Linked DNA regions of Homo sapiens: regions 1 and 2 are each linked to region 3. A link is a loop called in an ENCODE intact Hi-C map of the cell type or tissue named here. Cell type or tissue: PC-9. All regions are shown on one strand. Links, peaks and the distances in the headings refer to the core of each region. The heading gives the core; the rest is flanking DNA.

Region 1 (6,069 bases), core at 1,841-4,340, 91 kb before region 3:
CCAGCCTGGGCGACAGAGCGAGCCTCTGTCTCAAAACAAAAAACAAAAAACAAACAAAAAAAAGGATACCTGTGGGAGCACAGAAGAGGACCCCTAGCTCAGTCTAGGGAGATCAGAAAGGCCCCTTGGGAGGGAGACTTTTGACCTGAGTCTCATGGGTCCAGTGTTCACCAGGAAGTCAAAGAGAAGGGTGCCCTGGGAGAGGCATAGCTCATAGAAAGCTGCAGGATTGAGCCAGCTTGCCAAAGCCCTGAGCCCTGAAAGAACAAGGGACTTGTCTGGGTGGGGCTTGAGGATGGTGGGGGTGGTGCCAGCCAGTGAGGATGAGGAGGGAAACAAGGACCTTGGACTGAAGCCCAAGGGCCAAGGGTGTGGGAGGCACTGGAAGCTATTCCCAGTGAGGGAGTGGGGTGATCTATGCGTATTTTAGTAACCCCCACTTTCGCTGCATGGTGGCTCATGAGAAGGAGGTGGGGGCAGGAGATCAGAGAGGAGGCCAGTATCTGTCACGTCCTGGTGAGAGGAGGGTGGCATCCATCTGGACTGGGGGAGGGAGTGCAGAGCAGGGGTCTGATTGATGAGAGATTTCGGAAGGAAAATTGTTGTGGTGATTTTAAGCAGGATGGGGAGGGTCAAGGGTACTTTCAAGTCTCTGGCCAGGCAATAGGGTAGATGGAGACCCCTACTCTGTTGGAGTGGAGTGAGTGTCCGAAAATGATCCTGAGCTCAGGGTAGTCTTGTTTGCTGCATTTGAGGAGACTTCTATTTATTCAAGGGAAGATGTAGGGTCTGTCTCTGCTGCTGACACAGACTTTCTCTGTGCCTGGCACCTTACACGTAAGAAGCCACTTGGCTGGGCATGGTGGCCCACTCCTGTAATCCCAGCACTTTGGGAGGCCGAGGCGGGCATATCATGAGGTCAGGAGTTCAAGACCAGCCTGGCCAATAGGGTGAAACCCTGACTCTACTAAAAATACAAAAGTTAGCCGGGCGTGGTGGTAGGCACCTGTATTCACAGCTACTCAGGAGGCTGAGGCAGAAGAATTGCTTGAACCCGGGAGGCAGAGATTGCAGTGAGCTGAGATTGCAGCACTGCACTCCAGCCTGGGCAACAGAGTGAGACTCTGTCTCAAAAAATAATTAATAATAATAATAATAAATAAAAGAAGTCACTTAATCCTTACACAACTCTATGAGGTAGGTACTATTACTATCCTCATTTACAGATGGGAAAACTGAGGTACAGAGTGGTTAAATAACTTGCTGAGGGGCCACATAGCTAGTCATGGGCCAACCAAGGGATGAACCTGGCTGGCCTCAGAATCCATGCTCTTAGCCTTGATGGTTGTCACAGGGAGATGGTGAATGAAGCCACGTTGCTAAATGAGATTACAGAGAGAGAAGCAGAGGATGGGACCTCAGGGAAACGCTGACCACAAAGAGAAGAAGAAGCTACTGGTGGAGCCAGGATGAGCTAAGCCTGGCTTGCTGTTTACTGAGGGCAAATAACTATCCCTCTCTGGTCTGCAGTTTCCTATTCTGTTGAATAGGAATCTTTAACCAGGTCCAGCCTGCTTCCTGGGTGACTCAGAGGAGGTAAAAAGGAGAAGGCACTGGGGAGGCTGAGAAGCTGAGCAGTTCTAGGCCCAGCATGCCGTTGGTGCTCAGATAGCCCATGGTGGGGGAAATGGGAAAGGTAGGGGGCTCCCCGAAGCTTCTCTCCAAATTCCCCATGTTCTCTCTTTCTTTTTTTTGAGATGGAGTTTTGCTCTTGTTGCCCAGGCTGGAGTGCAATGGTGCGGTCTTGGCTCACTGCAACCTCCACCTCCCGGGTTCAAGGGATTCTCCTGCCTCAGCCTCCCCAGTTGCTGGGACTACAGGCGCTGACCACCACTCCTGGCTAATTTTTTGTATTTTTAGTAGAGACGGGTTTCACCATGTTGGCCAGGCTGGTCTCAGACTCTTGACCTCAGGTGATCCACCTGCCTTTGCTTCCCAAAGTGCTGGGATTACAGGCGTGAGCCACCGCCTGGCTGAGCCATGGCGCCCGGTAGTTCCCCCTTCTCTTAGGCCTTGGCCAATGTTCTTGCAGCTCAGGGGTCTGGTTCCTTAGGGGCCCTCAGGGAAGGGGCCCCTGCTGAGAGGGTCTGGGGAATGGACCCCTTTAGGGCTGGGCACTTCCCTCATCTCTTTCCCACAGAGCTGCTCTGGGCTGGAGCCCTCCACCCCCATCACTCATTCTCCTTTAGCTTCTGGGAAAGCCGATTAGGAGGTGGCCTTCTACCCGCCCCCCTGACAAGTGTGTCTGAACTTCCAACAAAGGCCCTCAGAGGGTTGCAGAGGGAGGGCTCAGCACTGGGAACCTGACACCACTGGCCAGGGATCACCCCAGCAGCCTAGGAGGCAGCTCTGTGGGGCTGCCCACCCCACGGCAGGCAGGAATGTCGCTCTGAGAGGGGACCTGGTCCCACAAAGGCCTGGGGGCTGGGCTGAGGCAGGCTGGAGAGGTCTTCACCTGGGAGGCCTCACAATAAGGAAGACAGCAAGGGCCAGCACCCAGGAAGGCACGTGGGAATAGGCATACACGCCCCCACACACTGACAGCCTCTCACACACATTCCCCATACATTCACAGCACACACGCACACACGCATCCTCTCACACCCCTGGGACATGTTGACTTCTGCACTGGACCACACAATCCCAGGGTGTCTGTCTCCCTGTCTCTCATGCCTGTGTACACAGCCCCACTGCAAACCGGCAGACACACAGCCACGCTCTGTCGCCTGATGCTCCACACACCCGCTCCACCCCCAGACATGCATTCTTCCCGGCTTGCTCACACTCCAGACAGCCCCTGAATGCTCAGTGGCACCAGCTCCCCTGTACAGACAGCCTCTCGAGCCAAACTGCTGGCCTGGTGCCCACAGAGACTTGGTGGCGGCTGCCCTGTGATTGTGGAAGATGCCACCCAAATGCCCACATAAGAGTCAGACACTGGTCCCAGCTGCCATGTGAACACCCATGTGCACCAACCCACACATCCACCCCAAGGGGCTGCCTTGAGCCCACCTCTTCACAGCATGCTCCCTCCTGCAGCAGCCTCATGGGCGTGTGACCCATGCAGTCACACAGGGCCCTGGGCTCAGAGGGCCCGCAATGTTCTGATGTCACCATCTTGAAATCTTTACATTTTAAGCAAGGGGCCCTGCATTTTCATTTTGCCCTGGACCCCATAAAATATATAGCTGGTCTCACTCCCACCCCATTTCTATTTATTTATGTATTTATTTGAGACAGAGTTTTGCATTTGTTGCCCAGGCTGGAATGAAATGGTGTGATCTTAGCTCACTGCAACCTCTGCCTCCTAGGTTCAAGCAATTCTCCTGCCTCAGCCTCCCAAGCAGCTGGGATTACAGGCGCCTGCCACCACACCTGGCTAATTTTTTTGTATTTTTAGTAGAGACAGGGGGTTTCACTATGTTGGCCAGGCTGGTCTCGAACTCCTGACCTCAGGTGATCCGCCTGCCTCAGCCTCCCCAAGTGCAGGGATTACAGGTGTAAGCCACAGTGCCCAGCCCACCCCATCTCTTTCAGCTAAGTCACTGGCCCTTCTGTGGCTTCAGAAACCCAAGGCCTCCAGAAAGCCCTCTGCTTCTCCCACCTGCCCAAGGGCCACCACTTCCTCTTCCAGCCACGGTTTCCTTCTCCACCCCATTCCTCATCAGGCAACTGAGTGTGAGGGGTGGAGGGAACTACCAAGAGCATCCTATACACACCTCCTCCTAGTGTCACCTTGGGGCTCAGTATTCTCCTTGGTAAAGTGGGGCGAATGATAATGCCTACTTCAGGGTTCTTTGTTAGGAATAAAAGATAACATCTGTAAAACACTTAGCACAATTTTGGCATTTAGTAAATGCTCAATACTTGCTTGTTTTTTTTTTTTAAATTTGTTTTTACTTTTATTATTTGAGATGAGGTCTCACTGTTATGCCCAAGCTGGTCTCTAGCTCCTGAGCTCAAGTGATCCACCCACCTTGGCCTCCCAAAGTGCTGGGATTACAGGCATGAGCCACGACGCCCGGCCAATACTTGCTTGTTATTATTGCACTTATTACATTATGATAAGTGCCACTAAACAAAAGTAGACTCAGTTCCTGGCCCTATATATAGTCTAATGGATAAAATGGAGATTACTCAAATAATCACACATATATCCACGTAAAGGAGCAGGGGTGAATGAGAAGTGCACACGTCTCTGACCTCGAAGGGCTTACGGCTAACAGGAGGGGCAATCTGAGGCTAGATTCAGGATCAATCTAGGGCAAGACACAGCTCGATTAGAGGTCAGAGTTGGAGCTCAGAATGGGCCATGGCAGGACTCAGTTTGGGGCAGGGCCGGCTCAGTCTGTGACTGGTGCCAAGTCAGTCACAGTTTCATTTCTAGCACTGACTCACTGTGGACTATTTAATAAGCTGCTAGGCTTCTGGGAACCTCTGTTTCATCATCTGTAAAATGGGGAGGTCTCTGTCTACCCCCAGGCTTGTGGGAGTTGAGTGCGGTAATAATGGAAGTGAAGGATTAAGCTTCTGTTGCCACCACTAATGACTCCAAGCCCGGCCCCCTGGGGCTCTCCTCCCCCAGCTCCTTCCAGGCCGGGGAGGCTGCGTGGCCCTCACCCATGTCTCCCGCTGCGGGAAACTGCCACCTCAGCCTGGGATCCTTTCCAAGAAGAGTCTGGAGATTTCACAAAGACCTCTGAACAACAAAAGTTGCAGAAGCGATATTTCCTCCTGGGGTTGACCGCCCCGTGGCTCCTTTATCTTGGCAGCCAGGCTTGAAGAGCTGTTCTTGGAAAGAGCCTGTGTGGGCGTGTGTGGGTGCACGTGGGTGTGAGTGTGTGTACAAGCTGCTCTTTGTTGTTGGTCTCATCTAAGCGGGACGATAGACCCGCAGGCCTGGGTCCTTCCCAGGTCACCCTGCCCATCTCCTGGCCTCTGCACAGCATGTGCTGGGCAGCCAGGAGGGAGGGAACACATTCTTTTTTACCTTAGGATTCTCCTGAAGAGAACTCCAGAACACAGGAGCCCCAGTGCTTCAGGAAGAATCCAGGGTACCTGAGGCAGAAGCTTCACGACAGGGGGCTGAGGCGGAAACTTGACGACACGGGAGATTAAGGGGAGGTAAAGGCAGGTGCTCATCGGCCCGCCCCTCGCTGTCTCCTTAGCATGCACAGCCCCTGTGGAGGCAGGGCCCGCGAGACGTCTGAAAGGTTCACCTCCTTCAGGTTTACCTTCAGTCTGCCCTCGGTAAGCTGCCTAGAAAGGACCGCGCAGCCTGCAAGCCCCAGCCTGCCTCTTGGACTGTGGGCTATTGGAAAAGCCCTTCTCTGGGCCTCAGTCCCTATTCATTTTTTTAAAGACAGGGTCTCACTCTGTCACCCAGGCTGAAATGCAGTGGTATGATCACAGCTCACTGCAGCCTCACCTTCCTGGGCTCAAGCCATCCTTCCACTTCAGCCTCCCAAGCAGCTGGGACTACAGGTACACATCACCATGCCCAGCTAATTTTTGTATTTTTTGACAGAGGTGGGGTTTCACCATGTTGCCCAGGCTGGCCTTGAACTCTTGAGCTCAAGTGATCCGCCAGCCTTGGTCTCCCAAAGTGCTGGGATTACAGGTGTGAGCCACCATGCCCAGCCCTCTGTCCCTATTTTTTTTTTAAGTGGGGCTTTGGACAACTTCTGAGCCTGATTTAAGCGCCCCACCCTGCTGGGTTGGGTGGAAGCCATAGATACATAGAAGAATAACTGAAAAAGCAGTCATTCTTCTGTCTGCCTTGTTACCTCCCTCTCCCACACTCCAGCCACCAGGGGCCTGCAGAGCCCAGGAGGATGGACAAGGTGTGGGGGAGAGGTCGCCTACTAAAGAGCCAGGCCTGTTGAAGTCTGGCCATTTCTGCTTCAGTTTCTCAGAATAGACATTCTCACCGGTCTCTAGTTCGGCTTCCATCCGGGGAGGAATCACTGATACCCAGCTCCTATCCACAAGCCTGAAGGGGTGGGCAGC
Region 2 (6,069 bases), core at 1,685-4,184, 730 kb after region 3:
TTAATAATACCCATACTACTACACTGGTTAAAAAATAATCTACACATTCAGGGCTGGGCGCAGTAGCTCACGCCTGTAATCCCAGCAGTTTGGGAGGCCCAGGCGGGTGGATCACGAGGTCAGGAGATTGAGACCATCCTGGCTAACAAGGTGAAACCCCATCTCTACTAAAAATACAAAAATTAGCCGGGCGTGGTGGCAGGCGCCTGTAGTCCCAGCTACTTGGGAGGCTGAGGCAGGAGAATGGCATGAACCGGGGAGGCGGAGCTTGCAGTGAGCCAAGATCACGCCACTGCAGTGCAGCCTGGGTGACATAGCGAGATTCCATCTCAAAAAAATAAAATAAATAAATAAATAAATACATAAATGAAATAATCTACACATTCTGCAATTATTCTTTATTCTGTTCAGTAATGGCAAATAATATTTTAAACTTGTTAATTATCAGTTACAAGATTCCATGATGAGATATGTTCTGTAATGTATTATATTATTAAGATTTCAACAATTATTTGACCTTAAACTGTTATCTTCTTTAATGAAAAGTATTCTCTTGAGTCTAGTTGCCATAAACTTTATTAAGCTGTCAATCAACTAATTCCAAATAGTTTATAATTTAGCAATTGCTATTCCCTAGCTGGCTAGACAGACACTGGAATATCTATTTTTTTTTTTTTTTTGAGACGAAGTGTCACGCTGTCGGCCAGGCTGGTGTGCAGTGGGGCAATCTTGGCTCGCTGCAGCCTCCATCTTCTGGATTCAAGCGATTCTCTGCCTCAGCCTCCCGAGTAGCTTGGACTACAGGTGCGCGCCACCATGCCCGGCTAATTTTTGTATTTTTAGTAGAGACGGGGTTTCACTATGTTGGCCAGGCTGGTCTCGAACTCCTGACCTCGTGATCCACCCACCTTGGCCTCCCAAAGTGCTGGGATTACAGGTGTGAGCCACTGTGCCCGGCCTGGAATATCTATTGTTAGTGAAGTCAGCGGTATGTTGTTTTTTTCCTTTGTGAATCTCTTTATTTTGACTCAATATTTTTTTATACAGGCAATTATAAACTAAATTCCAAAATAATGTAAGTTTTGGAGGTTTTTTTCCTGTAGGAAAAAAATTACATAAATCCACGGTAAATTCTCCAATTAATCTGGCTGAAGCTAATGCAGCTCACAGGGCACCTGAAATTGTTACTTTAGTATGTTGATTTCCAACTCAGGCTGCCAGAAGTACATATTTGAGTCCTAGCTACAGAATCTTCAGTTGACAGGAAGAGAAGAAAAAGAGAAAACCAAAAACCCTTAGGGATATCTTGCTCTCTAAGGCACTGAAATTAGTGAAGTGGGTATTGTTAGAGGGAAGCTGGTATTTTTTCTCTGGAGGTGAATTCTGCTCTGCAAATTGCTCCTGGAGACCTAGAGAAGGTAAAGGCAAATCTGATACAGTGTCTTCTGAGAGTGTTCTGTACTGGGAAGGAAAGATTGGAGGGAGGTTTTGGGATTGATTTTGCACATTTATTTGTACTGATGTTTTTCAGTTTTGTTTGCTTTTCTCCTTCCTTCCTTCCTTCCCTCCCTCCCTCCCTCTCTCCTTCCCTCCCTCCCTCTCTCCTTCCCTCCCTCCCTCTCTCCTTCCCTCCCTCCCTCCTTCCTGTTCTTTCTTTTTCTTCTTTTCTTTTTTTTTTACCAAATACCCAGACTTGGAGAATTTGTTTTATTTTCTAATTGTTTGTAAATCTGTATCCTCTAATACTGAATTTGTTTTTGAAAATGAGCTATTTTCTAAATCAGTGTGATACTTAGAGTTAAGTTTCCAGAATGGAATTATTGTGCAATAATTTAGTTATAAAATCATGATGGGAATACTGTGTCATTCTTGAATTTTTAAAATTAAGCTTTATTTATATTTGTTGTTTTGGCCCAAATGAAATTATGTCAATGTAACCTAAATTTATATTTGAAAATAACCACCATTTTACATGCATTAGTTGGAAGAAATATTTAAACCTCTCTTTTAAAGATTGTGAACATTTTGCTTACATAAACAAATTATGACTAAAGCTTATAACCATGCCAAATTGCTTTCTGTAGCACCCAGAAAACTTTTTTTTTTTTTTTTGAGAGAGGGTCTCACTCTGTTGCCCAGGCTGAAGTACAGTGGTGTGACCTCAGCTCACTGCAACCTCCGCCTCCTGGGTTCAAGAGATTCTCCTGCCTCAGCCTCCCAAGTAGCTGGGACTACAGACACATGCCACCATGAATGCCATGTTGGCCAGGCTGGTCTCGAACTTCTGACCTCAGGTGATCCACCTGCCTCAGCTTCCTAAAGTACTGAGATTACAGGCATGAGCCTTTGCGCCTGGCCTCACCCAAGAAGCATTTTATCATCTGTGTCAACTTCCTCCAGGGCCTGTGTGGGTAACTCTTACTTTGCCTGGCCATCCTACTTACTGCACTTAGAAAAAGTTTTGGATGATAATTGACTTTAAGCATATATAAATCAGAAACTTGATTTCATTTATCTTTGTGTCCCCAGTGTTGAACATTGTGCCTGACACATAGTAACTGCTTATTAAGCACTTATTGAATTATAAGTTGAATACGTTGGATTCATAGAGTTTATTGTTTGTCCTGAAGATGTAAAATTTTTAAAAATTCGATCCCCAGAGGGCGCTCCAGTGGCAGTTGGCTCTCCCATTTTAAGGACCAGAAGTGTTTGAATGTCTTCCTCTGATTTCTTTTTCTTTCTTCCTTTCCTTTTTTTTTTTTTTTTTTTTTTTTAAGACAGAGCCTTACTCTGTCGCCCAGACGGGAGTGCAGTGGCATGATCTCGGCTCACCGCAGCCTCCGCTTCCCGGGTTCAAGCGATTCTCCTCCCTCAGCCTCCTGAGTAGCTGCAATTACAGGCACCCACCACAACGCGTGGCTAATTTTTGTATTTTTAGTAGAGATGGGGTTTCACCATAATGGCCAGGCTGGTCTCAAACTCCTGACTTCAGGTGATCCGCCTGCCTCAGCCTCCCAAAGTGCTGGAATTACAAGCGTGAGCCACCGCATCCGGCTGCCCTCTTCCCTCCCCTCCCCTTCCCTTCCCTCCCCTCCCCTCCCCTCCCCTCCCCTTTCCCTTTCTTTCCTATTTATTTATTTATTTATTTGAGATGAGCTCTCCCTCTGTTGCCCAGGCTGCAGTGCAGTGGCACAATCGTGGCTCATTCTCACTGCAGCCTCCACCTCCCAGGCTCAACTGATCTTTCCACCTCAGCCTCCCAAGTTGCTAGGTCTACAGGTGCATGCCACCATGCCCAGCTAATTTTTTTTATTTTGTAGAAATGGGGTCTCCCCAGAGCAAGACTCCGTCTCAAAAAAAAAAAAAAGAGAAATGGGGTCTCCCTATGTTGCACAGGCTAGTCTCAAACTCCTGGATTCAAACGATCCTCCCACCTCAGTCTCCAAAGTGCTGGGATTGCATCGTAAGCCAGCGTACCCAGCCTGTCTTCCTCAGATTTCTCATGTAACACTTTTGTTTACTCTCAATGAATGAATCAATGATATGGTTGTGAAAATCTGCTGAGCAGATTTCCAAGCTCCTCATTACAAATTCTCAAACAGAGCAGCATTCAGAAGAAACTAGATAGGAAAATCCACTGGATATTAAGGTCCAGTGTTTAAGAATATGCTTCTTTCCTTCTGGTGGAATAATAATTTTTTTTTTTTCGAGGCAGAGTTTGAGTTGCCCAGGCTAGAGTGCAGTGGCACGATCTTGGCTCACCACAACCTCTGCCTCCTGGGTTCAAGCGATTCTCCTGCCTCAGCCTCCTGAGTAGTTGGGATTACAGGCATGCGCCACCATGCCCGGCTAATTTTGTATTTTTAGTAGAGACGGGGTTTCTCCATGTTGGTCAGGCTGGTCTCGGACTCCTGACCTCAGGTGATCCGCCCGCCTCAGCCTCCCAAAGTGTTGGGATTACAGGTATGATCTACCATGCCTGGCAAATTTTTTCTTTTTTAAGAAAGTTTACATTATCTGGTCCACAGGATACTTGACTCTTCAGAAGCACCACTGTTTGATTAAGGGTGCTTATGACATGGGATTTTTGTTAAGAACTTGGAGGAGGGGAGATCTTCAGATTATTTACTGCCCTTAATTTTGAAAACTTTCATTTTTTGCCTTTCCATTTTAAGTTATAAGAGTAACACATGCCCATAGGGAAAATGTTACATCTTTTCTAATCCTGAGATCACCAGTAGTAACTGCTTGTTATGAACTGCTTTCCCATCTCTTTCTCAATGTTCTTGTGAACAAAAATGCAAATATTTATATTTTTTACCTTCAAGTGAGATTAGTGTATTTTTTGCTGACTGTATCATAGATATCCTTTCAGTTCTTTACCTATAGATTTAATTCATTTGTGTTTTTTTGTTTGTTTGTTTGTTTTGAGACAGAGACTCACTCAGTCTGTCACCCCCAGGCTAGAGAACCTTGGCACTCTCTTGTCTCACTGCAGCCTCTGCCTTCCAGGTTCAAGAGATTCTCCTGCCTCAGCCTCCCAAGTAGCTGAGATTACAGGTGTGTGCTACCACGCCTGGCTAATTTTTGTGTTTTTAGCAGAGACAGTGTTTCATTAGGTATTTCTTTATAGCAGTGTGAGAATGGACTAATAGAGTCTACTTTAAGATTTTTATTTTTATTTTTTATTATTTATTTATTTATTTGGACAGAGTCTTGCTCTGTCGCCCAGGTTGGAGTGCAATGGTGTGATCTCGGCTCACTGCAACCTTTGCCTCCCAGGTTCAAGCGATTCTCATGTCTCAGCCTCCCGAGTAGCTGGGATTACGCCCAGCTAATTTTTTAGTATTTTTAGTAGAGACAGTTTCACCGTGTTAGCCAGGATGGTCTCGCTCTCCTGACCTCATGATCCACCCACCTCAGTCTCCCAAAGTGCTGGGATTACAGGTGTGAACCACTGATCCTGGCCAATTTTTATTTTTTGGGGACAGGGTCTTGCTCAGTCCCCCAGGCTGGAGTATAGTGGCTCTATCACTGCTCACTGCAGCCACTTGGCTCAAGCGATCCTCCTGCCTTATCCTTCAGAGTAGCTGGGACTACAGGCTCACACCACCAGGCCTGGCTAATTATTTTTTATTTTATTTTTTTGAGATGGAGTCTTGCTCTGCCACCCAGGCTAGAGTGCAGTGGGGTGATCTCGGCTCACTGCAACCTCCGCCTCCTGGGTTCAGGCAATTCTCTTGCCTCAGCCTCCCGAGTAGCTGGGATTACAGGTGCCTGCCACCACACCTGGCTAATTTTTGTATTTTTAGTAGAGACAGGGTTTCACCATGTTGGCCAGGCTGGTCTTGAATTCTTGACCTCAGGTGATCTGCCCGCCTCGGCCTCCCAATTAGCCAGGCCTGGCTAATTATTTTTTGTAAAGACAAGGTCTCACTGTGTTGCCCAGGCTGGTACTCACTCGACTGCTTCAAATGCTAATCTCTTCCGGAAATACCCTCACAGATGATAATGTTTACCAGCTATCTGGGTATCCCTTAATCCAGTCAAGTTGACACCAAAAATTAACCATCACAAACATTATTATATTTCTATCAAAAGTATATGAATATCATCTTGGAAGATTATTTTAATTTTTACAAATTTGTTAATCTATTTTCTGAGATTTTTGAGAATCTTTTCCTTTTTCTCTTTTTTCTTTTTTTTTTTTTTTTTTGAGACAGGGTCTCACTCTGTTGCCCAGCCTGGAGTGCAATGGTGCCATCTCAGCTCACTGCAGCTTCTGCCTCCCGGGTTCAAGAAATTCTCCTGCCTCAGCCTCCCAAGTAGCTGGGATTACAGGCACTTGCCACCATGCCCAGCTAATTTTTGTATTTTTAGTAGAGATGGGGTTTCACCATGTTGGCCAGGTTGGTCTCAAACTCCTGGCTTTGTGATTCACCCGCCTCAGCCTCCCAAAGTGCTAGGATTACAGGCATAAGCCACTGCGCCCGGCAATTCTTTTTTTAAAGTGAAATGGCATAATTAACCATTTGTATTTTTTTTTTTTTTTTGAAACGGAATCTTGCT
Region 3 (6,069 bases), core at 2,001-4,500:
CTAGAGTGGAGTATATGATTCCCAGATGAAGGGCCAGGGGACCTTTGTGTACTTGAGGGATCATCTCCAACCCCCAGGAGGACACGTATAATACAGGCCTTCTTGGAGGCAGAGGGATGAGTAAAATGTCAGCTCATGGGCATCTCTGGGTAAGAGAATCAGAGCCTGTGTCTGCAGTGGGTCGGTTTAGGAACTCAAGGCAAGGCTCCTCTTCCTACGTTCCCCCAGCTCTCCAGGACTCATGCTGATGGAAGAGTGTAGCCTGGAAGGTTTGAATGTAGAGCAACATCTACAACCACATTTTTGTGCACTTACACACATGGTCAGATACACTGAGTGGGGACGCTGAGCTGTCATCACTCCTACAGTGGTCATGGTCTGATGGTCCCATGGTCTGATGGTCCCAATCTATTTATCCATCCATCCAACATTTATGGAAGGCCTACTATGTGCCAAGGAGGGGTAAGGCAGCTAGCTCTCACAGACACACCCCACAGTGAAAATCACACACACACACACACACCCCGGCATCTGTGCTCACTCACAGGCAGACTGCTCACTTTCTTGCACCTTTCTTGCCATCACCTCGGCCACACCCACATTCCTCCAATAGGCTTGGGAACCAGCATGGAAGGGTCAAGTGTCATAGAAGAAACCCCCTAGCCTACCCTACTCCCAGACTTCATGCCAGAGGTTTAACTCCACTTCCCTTCTGTTTGCCTGCCTAGATGCTCTCCCCTTCTCCATCCACAAGCGGTCAGGGCGACAGGTAGGCAGACTCCTGAGAACCAGAAGTCCAGAGGCTTTGGGTGTGTGGAGTGATTCCAGTGCCTTCAGATTCCTTCAGGCTCCTGGGGGTCCCCTCTGCCAGCCACCCTATGTTCAGATCGTCCATCTGATGGCCAAAAAAGTCCAGACCTGGGCTCAGTGGCAGATCCGCTCTGTCATCTCCCTCTGTAGAGACACAAGGTAGGGAGGGGTCAATTAGAGCTCAGCCTACTAGGCAATCCCTTCCCAAACCATAGGGCCTAGCTGCTCTTCTGTCTGAGCCTGGCCTTCCCCCAGCAACCCCAACTCTTAGGCTGCAGATCTGGGTTTGTAAACCAACACTTGAATGAATTCTCTATTGAAGTACAGAATTCACTGTTAAATGAATTGCCTTCCCCTAATTCATCTACTTGGGCGTTGGAGTTACTTAAAGCAGGCAGCTTTTGGACGTGAAAACTCAGAGGCTAGCCTTGGTAGGGGAGGGTGGTAGGGCTTGGCCTCACCAGTGGCTCCAGCTCCCGCTGGTCCACCAGACTGAACTCGCGGATGAAGTAGTAGAAGTGCTTGTAGCAGGTGTTGACGTGCGCCTCTGCCCCCATGCTGAGGATGCTATCGAAGTGGTGGATGTAGACATGGACAAAGACTCGGAAGAGGCGGGTCAGGATCTTGGTGCAGACCTGCTGGAAGTTCTTAGGGAAGGGAACTCCTAGAGGGCAGGGGAGGGCAGAAGGGGATCAGTATCCTGGTGCCAAAGCTCTGCTCAACTTTTCCCTCCCACACACAGGCAACCAGGATGGCTTTTTCCCCAGCACACTTTTTAGTACACTTCCCTTTGGAAAACAGAGAGTGGTTTGACTTTCTCCCATACTTTTCTTTCTTTCTTCCTTTCTTTTTTTCTTTCCTTTTTGAGACGGAGTTTCACTCTTGCCCAGGCAAGTGCAATGGCATGATCTCGGCTCACTGCAACCTCCACCTCCCAGGTTCAAGGTATTCTCCTGCCTCAGCCTCCCAAGTAGCTGGGATTACAGACATGTGCCATCATGCCCAGCTAATTTTGTATTTTTAGTAGAGACAGGGTTTCTCCATGTTGGTCAGGCTGGTCTTGAACTCCTGACCTCAGGTGATCCACCTGCCTCGTCCTCCTAAATGCTGGGATTACAGGCATGAGCCACTGTGCCTGGCCATACTTTTCTTTCTAATGAAGCACAAATCTGACTGTGGCTCTCCCCTGCTGGAATATACATCATCTTCCACATTTTCCCATTACCTAAAGCAGGGCTTTGCAAACTTGTGGGGGTCACTGACCAACCCTTTTTAGACTATGATAAAAGTTACGACCTAAACTCTCCCCAGAAATATGTGCAATTGCAGAGATGCTCACATCACACTCTTGTATACAACTCCAAGGAGAGTTCAACAACTGGGTCCATTTAAAAAATCCCTGGGCCTTCAGGATTAAGTCCTAACTTTCCAGCAGGACGCTGCTCAAGGCCTTTCATGATCTTATCCTGACCTCCCTCTCTAGCCCCACCCCATGTCCCTCCTCTTTTCAACATTCACACAGAAGTCCTCAGACCCCCAATCCTGGAAATTATGAATTCTGCAAGAGTTAGTTCAGACAGCCCTCATTCCTTCAAATATTCAACAACACGAAGAACCTTCCATTTATGAGCAAGGCCTTGTGCTGGGCCCTTCACACCTTTTGCCTCTAATCCTTAGAACAATTCGCCTGATGTGTCTGATTGTCACTTTAGATATGATAAAACAGAAGTGCTTATAAAGGTGAAGCTGCTAGCCCAAGGCCACATAAGTATTAATCAGTGCAGAATGGAGACTGGATTCAGACCCTCTTTGCAGTGCACTGCAGCGACCCTCACAGATATTGGGACCCATGAAAAAGGCCCCGCTTCTGCATAGTCCCCCATGCTCAAGGCAGAGATCTTGGTGGCTTATGCCCTCTTCTCTGTGTGGCAGTCACCCAGGGTTTTAGGCATCGATACCTGGAGTCCCACAGGCCCAGGGAGGTATGGCCAGCAGGGACTATGAATCTACATTCAGGTCCACAGCTGGCCCACCCGGCTCTGTAGACCCCCTCCTCTTCCTCACCATTCCCAGGTGGGGTCGAGCCTTCCCTCCCTCTGAGCCCCTCCAGCCCAGCCCAGATTCCTCAGACATATCCTGCCCATGTAGACTTGGGGTCCTGGGCTCCCACAGATCTGAGCCCCAGTTCGGAATTCCTCCCAGTTCAGTGCACTTTCCCTCAGTAGCCTCAAGTTTCCTCCTATGTAAAATGAAGGTGCTCCTTGTCGGGCATGACAGTGCAAGAAACAGCAGGCCACTGGCTGGGGAGGAGCCGTGGGCATTGAATTGTGACTCAGTGCCCAGCTTCCTTCAGCATTCAGACTTCTCCCCTCAGGGCTTGACCACCCTGCCCCACCCACCGCTGATCCACACAGCCTCTGCAGAGATGAGCTCCAGGCCAGGTGGGGGCTGGGCCCAGCTACAGGTGCGGCTGGTGTGATGAACACAGTGTCATGCCTGCTCAGCTCCTGGACCAACAACCCCCTCCTGCTGCCCTCGGGTGGGTAAGCAGTGCCTGGGTGACATCACTCATCTCCCCTCCCTACCCTCACCCGCCCAGGCTGCCCAGCTGAGATAAGAAAAGGCCCCACAGCCTGTGCCTGGCAAGGGAAAATTCTGTCCTCAGAGCCCCAATCTGAGGTGATGATACCACCAGGGCCCACCCAACCACCAACTCCCTCCTTTTCCTGAGGCCAGGAGTCAGAGGGAACCCCGGGAGGCTGGAGGTCAAATCAGCTATGAACACCTCGGGGCAACTGTTCTGGAAGGTTCTGAGAATCACAGCATCTGTGGTCTTGCCAGAGTGGTCCTTGGTGGGACCACTTATGCTTTAGAAAAGAAAAGCCCTCTGAGGTGGGTGGATCACCTGAGGTCAGGTGTTCGAGATCAGCCTGGCCAATGTGGTGAAACCCTGTCTCTACTAAAAATACAAAAATTAGCCAGGCGTGGTGGTGGGTGCCTATAATCCCAGCTACTCAGAAGGCTGAGGCAGGAGAATCGCTTGAACCCGGGGGGCAGAGGTTGCAGTAAGCTGAGATCTCACCACTGGGTGAAAGACCGAAACTCTGTCTCAGAAAAGAAAAAAAAAAAAAAAGAAAGAAAGAAAGAAAAAGAAAAGAAAGAAAAGCCCCAAATTGGGAGTCAGGAAGTCCTAGCAAATGCTTGACCTTGAGCAAGGCACTTAACCTGTTTCAACCTCGCTTTCCTCTTCCACAAAATGGGGATGAAAATCAACCCCCAACCCTGCAGAGTGTCTATATCAAACTAAATCCTCATCTGTGGAATGGGCTCCCAGTGGCTCCCTCCCCGCCAGGTGACACTCACCAACACGCGTGGGAAAGACCTCTTCGTCGTTGATGAGGCCTTCGATCCAGTCCATGAGCAATGCCATATAGCGCGGCGCAGAGAGCTTGGCGGGCCGCCGGTACTGGCGCTCGTCCTGCCAGCGGTACTCGTAGCGGGGCCCGCCGGCCATGACCGGGCAGCTGGTCTCACTGCAGCGCTCCGCCATAGTGCCGTAGATGAGGTTGATGCGGTTGAAGAAGTCCACCACGTGCACGGCGATCCAGTCGTCGATGTTCTCCCCGGGTGGTAGCCTCACCACACTGCGCAGGTCCAGGCCCGACTTGAGAGAGGCCTGTGCCTTCTTGTACAGCTCAAAGCGCTGTGTGCCCGGCTCAAAGCGCTTCCGCGGCCGGAACGTCTTGTCCTTGGCGAACACCTGCTTCAGGCACAGGGCCATGGCCAGCTGGGCCTGGGGCTGCTGTCCAGGGGCTCGGACCTGAGGATACCCTGCCAGGGACAAGGGCATAGGGGAGCTGGCGGTCAAGGCCTTATCATCTGGGCTCTGACTTCCCAATTCATCATTTCCCTGTCACCTCTCAGCCTTTGCTCAACCTCTGCATCCTCTGCCTGGAATCTAAGTCCTCAGCCCCTAGGTCCAGTGCCCCGCCCTCTTTCCAGGCTATGTTAGTCCCCCTTGCTAAGCCCCCACAGTCCTCCCATCTTGCTTTGTCTCTTTTCTGCTTTCATTGCAGAGCTGGGCCTGGGCTCTAAACAGGTGCCCCTCAGACTTGCTGTTGGTCACGAGAGAGGTCGCAGAGGCTCCCTGCAGGCCCACCAGCAGACAGGGGCTTGGACGAGATGACCTCTGGGAGCCCCCTTGGCCAGCTGGTGCAACGTGGGAGAGCCTCGCAGCATTGTGCTGGGGGCAGGGTGGAGGGGGGTCGGGGGTGGCTTTCGGCTTCCTCTGGGATATCCCGTAGTCCATCCGGCCACCGGGGATTCCCAGGGAGCAGCAGGGAACTTTTCTACCAAAAATGTCCTTTCCTTTTTTTTCACCCTGAAAGAGGAAAGGGCCCTCCCGCTGCCAGCTGGGCGGCTTCTGAGTGTGGCTGCAAGCACTGGAGGAGGGGGAGGGCGGCAGGCCAATGAGGGCGTCGCTTCCTCTGACAACAGCTGGAGATCCTTCCCCTCAAGCCAGCCTCCTCCAGCCCCAAATCTGAACAAGCCACTGGCTCCTCCCGTTGCACCTGACACTCAGTAGACATTCCTCTAGCAACTACTATGTGCCTGGCACTGGGAGGTAGAAGAGTATAGTCAGATGCACCCAGGAGGGCCCATCTAGAGCTCAGGCAAATTTACTTTGCCTCCTAGAATTTAAGGATCCCAGATTCAGAACAAATTTTGGGAGACAGTGATCAGGGCCCTAGGCTCAGAGGCAGGAGTCCTGGGTTCTAGTCCCAGCTCTACCACTGGCTTACTGGGTGACCCCTGTATCACCATGGATTTAGCCCATCCAGGTCCTGGGTCACTCTGCTATAGCTAGGTTTCTAAGACCTGAGTCATCTCATCTCAACTGTGAGTGTGTGAGCTACTGGGAAATGCAGACCCATGTACCTACCAAAACTAGAATTTAGCCACCCACTAAGCACACTGCCCCTGCCCCTAGACTGAGCACTAAGGCTGAGTATAAGCTAAGAATTGCATTCTGGTTCCTGGCTGACCTCTGACCTGGGCTCTGGCAAGTGTGAGCCCTGACTCTAGCCTTTAGCCCTACCCTGAGGCTTGCTTATGGCCAAAGCCTGGGCTTGACCTCTGACGCTGGAGCACTGTCCTTTCTCACATCTCTGGTAACCCTGGGACAGGATTGGGGAAGGGAGGGTGGGAACCAGGTGACACCTGGGTAAAAGCAAAGGGATGGCACATATTTCGGGGAGG

Evidence for each region. Hi-C counts contacts between places; a loop is a spot of excess contacts. Peaks named below come from ENCODE experiments on the same cell type or tissue, not always from the same donor. Only the 100,000 strongest peaks of a DNase experiment are listed, where the experiment ranks them.
Region 1: it touches region 3 in a loop (7-fold over the local background); 8 of 110 quality-filtered maps call a loop at or near these places.
Region 2: it touches region 3 in a loop (3-fold over the local background); 4 of 110 quality-filtered maps call a loop at or near these places.

Annotation. Positions count from the first base shown.
Region 1 is chr1:46,517,869-46,523,937 of GRCh38, forward strand. No RefSeq gene overlaps it. Among named protein-coding and RNA genes, the nearest start is that of TMEM275, 15 kb to the right of the region's middle. RefSeq lists a cis regulatory region at 4,308-5,380 and enhancers at 4,352-5,303, 5,304-6,069. In PC-9, for the core only: no CTCF peak of the experiment used is centred there; DNase peaks (open chromatin) are centred at 2,353 and 2,833; H3K4me3 peaks cover 696 bases; H3K27ac peaks cover 2,500 bases.
Region 2 is chr1:47,336,952-47,343,020 of GRCh38, forward strand. All of the region lies in intron 1 of CMPK1 (cytidine/uridine monophosphate kinase 1), which reads left to right. Among named protein-coding and RNA genes, the nearest start is that of CMPK1, 6.2 kb to the left of the region's middle. In PC-9, for the core only: a CTCF peak has its summit at 2,660 (motif pointing right); no DNase peak of the experiment used is centred there.
Region 3 is chr1:46,608,731-46,614,799 of GRCh38, forward strand. It overlaps MOB3C (MOB kinase activator 3C), which reads right to left. Exons shown (of 4, transcript NM_201403.3): 2 at 4,174-4,641; 3 at 1,272-1,474; 4 at 1-954. The coding sequence starts at 4,591. The coding sequence ends at 925. Among named protein-coding and RNA genes, the nearest start is that of MOB3C, 5.0 kb to the right of the region's middle. RefSeq lists an enhancer at 4,531-5,154. In PC-9, for the core only: no CTCF peak of the experiment used is centred there; a DNase peak (open chromatin) is centred at 3,201; H3K4me3 peaks cover 587 bases; H3K27ac peaks cover 2,500 bases.